Linked DNA regions of Homo sapiens: region 2 is linked to region 1. The links are chromatin contacts, found by Hi-C or POLR2A ChIA-PET in ENCODE. All regions are on one chromosome and are shown on one strand. Each heading gives the region's core, a stretch centred on a gene start or an enhancer-like site at or near the end of the contact. The rest is flanking DNA. Distances are from core to core; before and after follow the strand shown. Region 1 overlaps SYNE1 (spectrin repeat containing nuclear envelope protein 1). Region 2 has its middle 130 kb from the start of ESR1.

Evidence for each region. A loop is a pair of places that touch in the nucleus more often than their neighbours do. ChIA-PET counts read pairs that join two places held with the same protein, here RNA polymerase II (POLR2A). Pooled maps may share reads with other maps.
Region 2: a map of natural killer cell shows a loop between it and region 1 (6-fold over the local background). The contact joins two enhancer-like sites. A Hi-C loop is called at or near these places in 45 of 168 maps with a recorded cell type or tissue (A673, B cell, CD4-positive, alpha-beta T cell and 34 more), 37 of 37 single-sample maps with no recorded cell type and 43 of 50 pooled maps. POLR2A ChIA-PET finds 5 or more read pairs at or near these places in 2 of 52 experiments (CD4-positive, alpha-beta T cell and RWPE1).

Annotation. Positions count from the first base shown.
Region 1 is chr6:152,259,257-152,262,865 of GRCh38, forward strand. It overlaps SYNE1 (spectrin repeat containing nuclear envelope protein 1), which reads right to left. Exons shown (of 146, transcript NM_182961.4): 101 at 2,776-2,932. Among named protein-coding and RNA genes, the nearest start is that of SYNE1-AS1, 120 kb to the right of the region's middle. Within about 2 kb of position 2,013, at least 5 of the 41 ENCODE cell types and tissues checked have a DNase peak (open chromatin) inside an H3K27ac peak, as active enhancers do; they include gastrocnemius medialis and heart right ventricle, where a contact is called at or near this core.
Region 2 is chr6:151,680,322-151,683,930 of GRCh38, forward strand. It overlaps a transcript of ESR1 not described here. Among named protein-coding and RNA genes, the nearest start is that of ESR1, 130 kb to the right of the region's middle. Within about 2 kb of position 1,556, at least 7 of the 41 ENCODE cell types and tissues checked have a DNase peak (open chromatin) inside an H3K27ac peak, as active enhancers do; they include gastrocnemius medialis and heart right ventricle, where a contact is called at or near this core.

The DNA.
Region 1 (3,609 bases), core at 763-3,262:
TCCTGTCATAGTTGCCTAATTTTTTTTTTAGAAATGTATGCACTATTTCCTTATTCGGGTTATAGGTTCTCAGAAGCAGGAGCTGTATTTCACCCTGAAGCCAAGTAGGTTGTTGTGCATGGAAGCATTAAATACATTGGAAGTAAACAGATTAAGAAAAATTGCTCTAAGAGGTTAGTGCCCTTTGACCTAGTGAACTTTAGGCCAAAATGTGCCTGTTTTTACATATGAAACTAGTAAGTATTTCTAGGATACAAAATTGCCATTAAGGTAGTATGAAAGAGGAGGGACTTAGGTAACAGAGATATCGGCTTCCTGATTCCAGATTCACCTCTTCTTAGTCGCAAGACCCTCTCTAAGCCTCAGTTTCCAGGTCTACAAAGTAGAGATAATATTGACCTCACCACAACGTTGTTAGCGATGTTAACACCTAGAACTTAAAATGTGCTCATTATATGATCACTCCTTTCTGCCTGGAAACTGACAGCTAAATTGCTTCTTCCCTCTCTTTTCCTTCACCTTTTCACACCACAGAGAGGAAAACAACCTATGAGGCACTTTGTACAAATGACCAGCGATTGCTGAAACAAAGCACTCAAATGCAAAAATGTCATTAAAAAAAGAACATTCAATGCTTTTATTTCTAATCCAAAGGCAAGGGAGGCACAACATGAACCTAAATTTGAACAGTCCAGGTATTGTGGAATGTCAGTGGCAGCAGGGCAAGGTTTGTTCAGTAAGCACAGCATGGAGGACGCTGGAGTGTCGGCTCCAACTGAGAGCAAAAGCAGCTCTTGAAGATGAAAGCGGGTAATGGATGAGACCTCCAGGAGGTCTGCAGATGCCGGACGAATCACACAGGTGCTTTATGAATGGAGAATAATACGCAAGCACAGAATCTAGAAATATCGTAGATTTCTCTAACTTAAGATAGTCAGAAAAGACTGCAGTCCCTGATTCAGAACTGTACATACCTCTCCTATTCAAAGGATTGGAGGGATACTAGAATATGAAGGGAGAGCTAGCAGTCAAGTCCAGAAGATCCGTATCAGGAACAAGGAATTTGAGCTATGAGTCTGGAGGACATTTTATCAGGGATTTGAGGAAGGATGAATTAAAATACAGGGAGGAGGTCCACGCAAAAAGTATAGGGCACCATTTGCCAGGGTGGATACGATTCTGGGACACCTGCTTCCAGGAATACAGTGCTTTAAGTTTCCCAGGGCAGAGCTGGTGGCTATTTCTGCAGACAGAGGTAAAGAAGCCTCCTGGCCAGAGAGGGAAAGTGAGGGGGCAGAAAATTCACAAAAGCATGTGCTTTTATAAAAACAGAATAGAAAGCGTGGCTCTGGAGAGACGTATGTGTGGCTATCCACAGATGACAGGACACCTTATGACCTTCAGACCAGCGATCCCCAACCTTTTTGGCACCAGGGGTTGGTTTCTCGGGGGTGGGAGAGACGGTTTTAGAATGAAACTGTTCCACCTCAGATCATCAGGCATTAAATTCATAATAGAAGCATGCAACCTAGATCACTCACAAGCATAGTTCACAATAGGGTTCACATTCCTATGAGCATCTAGTGCTGCTACTGTTCTAACCAGGAAGCAGAGCTCAGGCAGTAATGCTCACCTGCCTGCCGCTCACCTCTTGCTGTGAGGTCCAGTTCCTAACAGGCCACGGACCCATACCTGTCTGCAGCCTGGGGGTTGGGAAGCCCTGCTTTAGACCATCTCCTTCCATTTAACTCTGGCAGGTTGCGCCTGCTTTCTAATGCCTACTTTCTCAGCTCCAGCGTTTCCCTCCTCCAATTCACTACAGTTATTGACACCCTTTGCTTCTGGTTTAGCCTCTCCCAGCCCCTAAGCTAGTTCTGGCCAGAGCAGAGAAACAGCAGCTTCCGCAGAGCAACAGGAAAGGTTTTAGAATTCACTCCGATAATACTGCTGACTTGGAATGAGCCTAGATGGACGCTGCTAGCCCAGGACAAAGGACTAGTCTTGTATCTGAAGAATTCCTCTGGGCCACAGCTGTGGTAGGCATCCCAGGCTGGCTTGTGTTCCTGACTCCCTCATTTGCCCTCTAACTTTCTAAGTCCTCTGACTTCCAGTTGTTCCCTGGCTTCTGCTTAGAGTGAAGTAATAGCCATTATCTGGAACCATCTGTTGCTGTCTTCAATTCCCTTGGATTTGGCATGCCTGGTGGAACCAAGCCCGACAGCACACAGTATCCCTCCCAGGAACCAGCCTTGCAGATGGGTCCATAACTATTCCAGCTGACCACTGGCTTCACTTCCCTGCCCTAGACCCACCAACGTCCCAATATGTTTCTCATTAAGATCTCCTGAAATTATTAAATACTGGAAGTGGCAATGGAAAATAAGATGGCCTCACAATTGAGTTCCAGATTTGTGGAAATCCTTCTGTCCTAGATGTGCATATCCTTGATTTCCATCCTTACTTTTTCAAGTTTGCAAAACACACACAAAAAGAGGGCACTTAAAATGTAATGGTTTAGGCTAATAAGGAATCAGATATTAATCATCTCTGAGGAAAAATATTGTCTATAAATCAAATAAATTTTCACATATAAATATATAATTATGAAGGGAAATGTGAAATAGACTTGTTAAGAAAAATGTAGAGTGAAAAATTGGTGTCATGTCTTAGTTTGAAATTGATCATGAAAATTAAGTTGATTGCACAGTTATAATCCCTCAGCATAAACTCTACATCTTTTATATTAGTTAATATATAATGTAAAATATTTGATACCACTTGCTCTTGTTCCTGTTCCAGAACATTCTGTAGTAGTTTCTGCTTGGTACTAAATTCTTGATGTAGGCTTTCCCATTTCATTCTCATCTGGTCTTCAGCGGATGATTTCTCCCCTTCCATCCCCAACTCCTGGGATAACACATCAGGTTTTTCGCTATTAGAAGAATAAATAATCTAAGTTTACAATGTGCACAAAAAAGTGATAAGACAGGTAACTTATTGTGTGTACCAGACCTGGCTTCTCAAATGAAATAAGATTACCTTAGTTATTAGCTTACACTTTAAAAATAACAAAAATGTTTAGGCCAATCATAAAGCAACTATATTCCTACTCATTGATAAACTGAACCATGTGCAGAAGGGATACTTAAAAATGCATTGAATAAAAATAATTGTAACATTTGGAATAAAAAATTATAGCACGATTACAGACTAGTATCCTTTGGCAAATAGCAGAAAAGTTAGTTCAAAACCTTAAAAATGTGTTAGTCTAGGGAGAGTTACGATTATGAGTCCAGAGAAAACACAGGACACAGGAGGGCGGTGCAGGACACAGGAGGGTACAACAGGACACAGAGAAATAGTACAGGGCCTGGAAAGGTAGTACAGGACAGAGGAAGGATCGTACAGGACCTGGGAAGGTAGTACAGGGCATGGAGGGATAGTACAGGACCTGGGAAGGTAGTACAGGACACGGGAATGATCATACAGGAACTGCGAAGGTAGTACAGGGCATGGAGGTATAGTAACAGGGCCTGGGAAGGAAGTATAGGACATGGAGAGATAGGACAGGACCTGAGAAGGTAGTAGAGGACCCTGAGGAGGAATAAT
Region 2 (3,609 bases), core at 306-2,805, 580 kb before region 1:
GCCTCCCGAGTAGCTGGGACTACAGGTGCACACCACCACGCCCAGCTAATTTTTATATTTTTAGTAGAGACGGGGTTTTGCCATGTTGGCCAGGCTGGTCTTGAACTCCTGACCTCAAGTGATCCACCTACCTCGACCTCCCAAAATGCTGGGGGGTCGTGAGCCACCATGCCCGGCCAGATGGCCACCTTCTCCCTGTGTCCTCATGTAGCAGAAAGAGATCAAAGAGCTCTTTTGTTTCTTTTATGAGAGCACTAATCCCATCACAAGGCCCTGACCTCACAACCTAATCACCTTCCAAAGGCCCCACTTCCTGTCGCCATCATATTGGGGGTTTGGATTTCAGCATATGGATTTTGGGGGGACACAAATCTTTCAGTCCGTAATAGTTGGCCTCCTCCCTTGTTCCACTAGAATATAAGCTTCAGGAGGTCAGGGATCTTTGTCTCTTTTGTTTACAGCTATGTTCCTAACACCTACAACAATGCCTGGCACATGGTAGGTGCTCAGGAGATAATTATTGGATGAAAAAAAATGAACCGGTCTCCTCCTTAACCCCTGAAATCCTGTTCGAGTCGCTGGGTTTGCCTTGCTCCACTGGGATGAAGTCCTGGCTTGGTGTCCTTGTCTCCCAGGGGTAGACGCCCCGTCTCTGGGAGGACTTGAGGCTCTCCTGGCCTGCTGCTTGGCCTCCTTACCTGTTCTGCCCACTCAGAGCCCTGCCAGCTGCCTGGGATGGCTGCCGGGCACGTCCTTGTTCCTGCTCAGTCAACCAGTTGGGGCCTTGGTTTGGACCTTCACTTATTCTTCTGTGAACCTACCTCTCTGGTCCCCAGCTCGTCTTCTGAAATTTTGATGTGTTGGTCAAGCCCAGTCTTGTTTGCACATCCCTGTGAATGATTCTTAATTATATTTCTGGCTGGCTCTGTGCAGTAGACCATAGAAATAACGATTGTTTCTGGGGTTGCGCTGGAGTGTGAACAGGTGGGGAAAATGCCTCAGGACGATTGGACCGAGGAGACTCTGAGATGACTGATGAAAGCGACAGCAAGAGCTTTCCACGCTCCTGATGGCAGGAGGGGACGGCGGTGCTGAGGGGTGGGGGAGGCTCAGGGGGAGCTGTTGAGGGTCCCGTGCTCGTCAATTCTCTAGCTTCTCAGGCGCCTTGATCTTGTCATTTAGAAGCCTCTGGAAGCACAGGGACTGTGGAAACTGGAAGCTGTTCTTGGACTATTTCGCAACACTTTTCTCCAGGAAAAAGAAAAAATAAAAAAAAGCCTCATTCTCTTCGTCCCCAATGTTACATAATCGAACATTTCCCGTCCTGGTTGAAATGAATATCCTCTTTGCCTGAATAAATAATGCACAGATTCTTCGGGACAGGCTGCTTCCTCCAGGCCGCCGCTTCCAAGGGATCCGGTCGCTTTGTGGGTTTAGTGGTGGCCCACAGCTGGACGCGGGGTCCAGCTTGGGGTGGGGGAGGCGGTGCTTTCTGCCAAAATGTCTTTTAAACGTCTCAACAAGTAGCAAACAAGGCCCCACCTGCGACAGTTGTAGTGATTCCGGAAGACCTGCTCACCACGAGGTGCTGGGGTCGCTTGCAGCTGGCAGTCTCCGGTGGCTGCAGTTTAAATAAATCTCCTAAGTGCAGAATCACCACACAGGGCGCGGAGAAACTGAAAAGTTAAAACATCTGGAGTTACAAACACTCACAGGCCTATCAGCTGTCTGAGTCCCCGTAGGAAAACTGTTTATCGGATGCTTTAGTATTCAACCTTTTATTTCCTAGCACAGGTTTTTTGATTTTCACATGGAGTGTTTGATTATTTTCCCATGCCCAAGTCACTGTTTTCATAGCCTGTTGTTTAATCTGTGTGCACCTTTGTTTTCACTCTATTTCCTTTGCTTTCCTATATGAGAAAAATAAATGGCACCATTGAATTGCACGGTAGAGGCTGATGCTATTCCAGGTGCTCAGGTTGGCTTTCCCATCTTTCGTTTCCTCCTGTAGGAAGTTTTTTTTGGTATAAAGGGAAGGACAGAATTGGATCTCCCTGGAGGGAGTTTCATGTGTTTCTTATTCTGAGCTGCCGGGAGCTGGTTCACAGCACAACTTGATAATTGCTGAGTAGACCTAAAGTTTTGAAAATCAAGATCTCTTTGGAGTTTTACAAGTAAAATTTCAAAAATGAGAAATGACTATCCCAATTTATTTTAGAAGAAAGGTGCAGCTTGTAAACTTTCATGAATTTGGTAAAAGGGGGCTAATTTGAAAAGGAAAACTAATAGGCAATATTTACAAATTGTGAAAAATATCAGAATAGTATACGTGGAAGAGTTATTAGACATTCCATTTGCAGTGGTAAACCCATTCCTTTGATTCTGAATCTTGTTTAGGTTTCCTTAAGAATTTGATGAAGTTTTCAGACTCTTCCTTCAGAAAAATGCACATATTCTTATGTACCTAAATGTTTGGATATGATTTCAGGGGATTCCAAATCCCCTGGGGACCCCCCATGTGGATGTTTGTGATGCAGAATGGGGTAAGAAAACCAGGAGAGCCTACAAAAATTTTATGAAATAGAAATATGAACATACAGTACTGAGCCAAAATTTAGTTGTGAGGAAAATGATGTTAAATGCATTCATTTTCTAAATGATGACAGAAAATTAGACTCATATTACTATCCGGGTGAAGCATATTTTGTACTTATGGTGACCTAGTGATCCAAATGCCTGCTCTTTGGTCTTATCCTCTTATCTTCCTTATGTCAATACTGGGCTGCTTAAATATGTACTGTCTCCGATGTCATTATCTAGTTTTGTTCTTTGTTTTCTATGTTTTATCTTTTACTTCTTGTTCCTATTTCAAATACTTTGACGGTATTGGGACTTGGGGACATGTCCTTTCCAGTACAGATTTTGGTATTGTAGAGGGAGGTTTACAAGCCCAGGTGGGTGTACTTGGGGACTGAGGCTGCTCAGTAGCCCTGTAAATGGTCAGAGTCTGCTGTTTCTGTTGCTTGGAGAGCAAGGTGAATGCAGGTCTCTTTGGATATTGGGGATGATAGAGGGATGTGGATTGGAGAGGAACAGGACTTCCTGCCCCCTCAATTTAAATGGAGATTCATTTGATCAAAAAAAAAAAAAAAAGCACATATATTCACCAGGCCCTGTGTGAACTACCACCTTGGATGTAGGTGGAGTAAGCCATATTCCCAGGTAGCCTGCAATCAACTGCAATCCATTGGTGGTAGGAGGCATGGGAGATACAGAAGTAACTCAGGACTAGATTGAATTGGCCACTTATCTAAGAGTGTTATCAAGTGTTCTGTAAATGTGTGAATTCTGATTAGTTATCAGGTTGTCATACATTTTTTTTTCTTTTTTTTTTTGAGATAGAGTCTCACTCTGTCGCCCAGGCTAGAGTGCAGAGGTGCTATCTCAGGTCACTGAAACCTCCACCTCCCAGGTTCAAGCAATTCTCTCACCTCAGCCTCCTAAGTAGCTGGGATTACAAGCATGTGCCACCACGTCTGGCTATTTTTTTTTTTTTTTTTTTTGTAGTTTTAGTAGAGATGGGATTTCACCATGTGGCCAGGCTGGTTT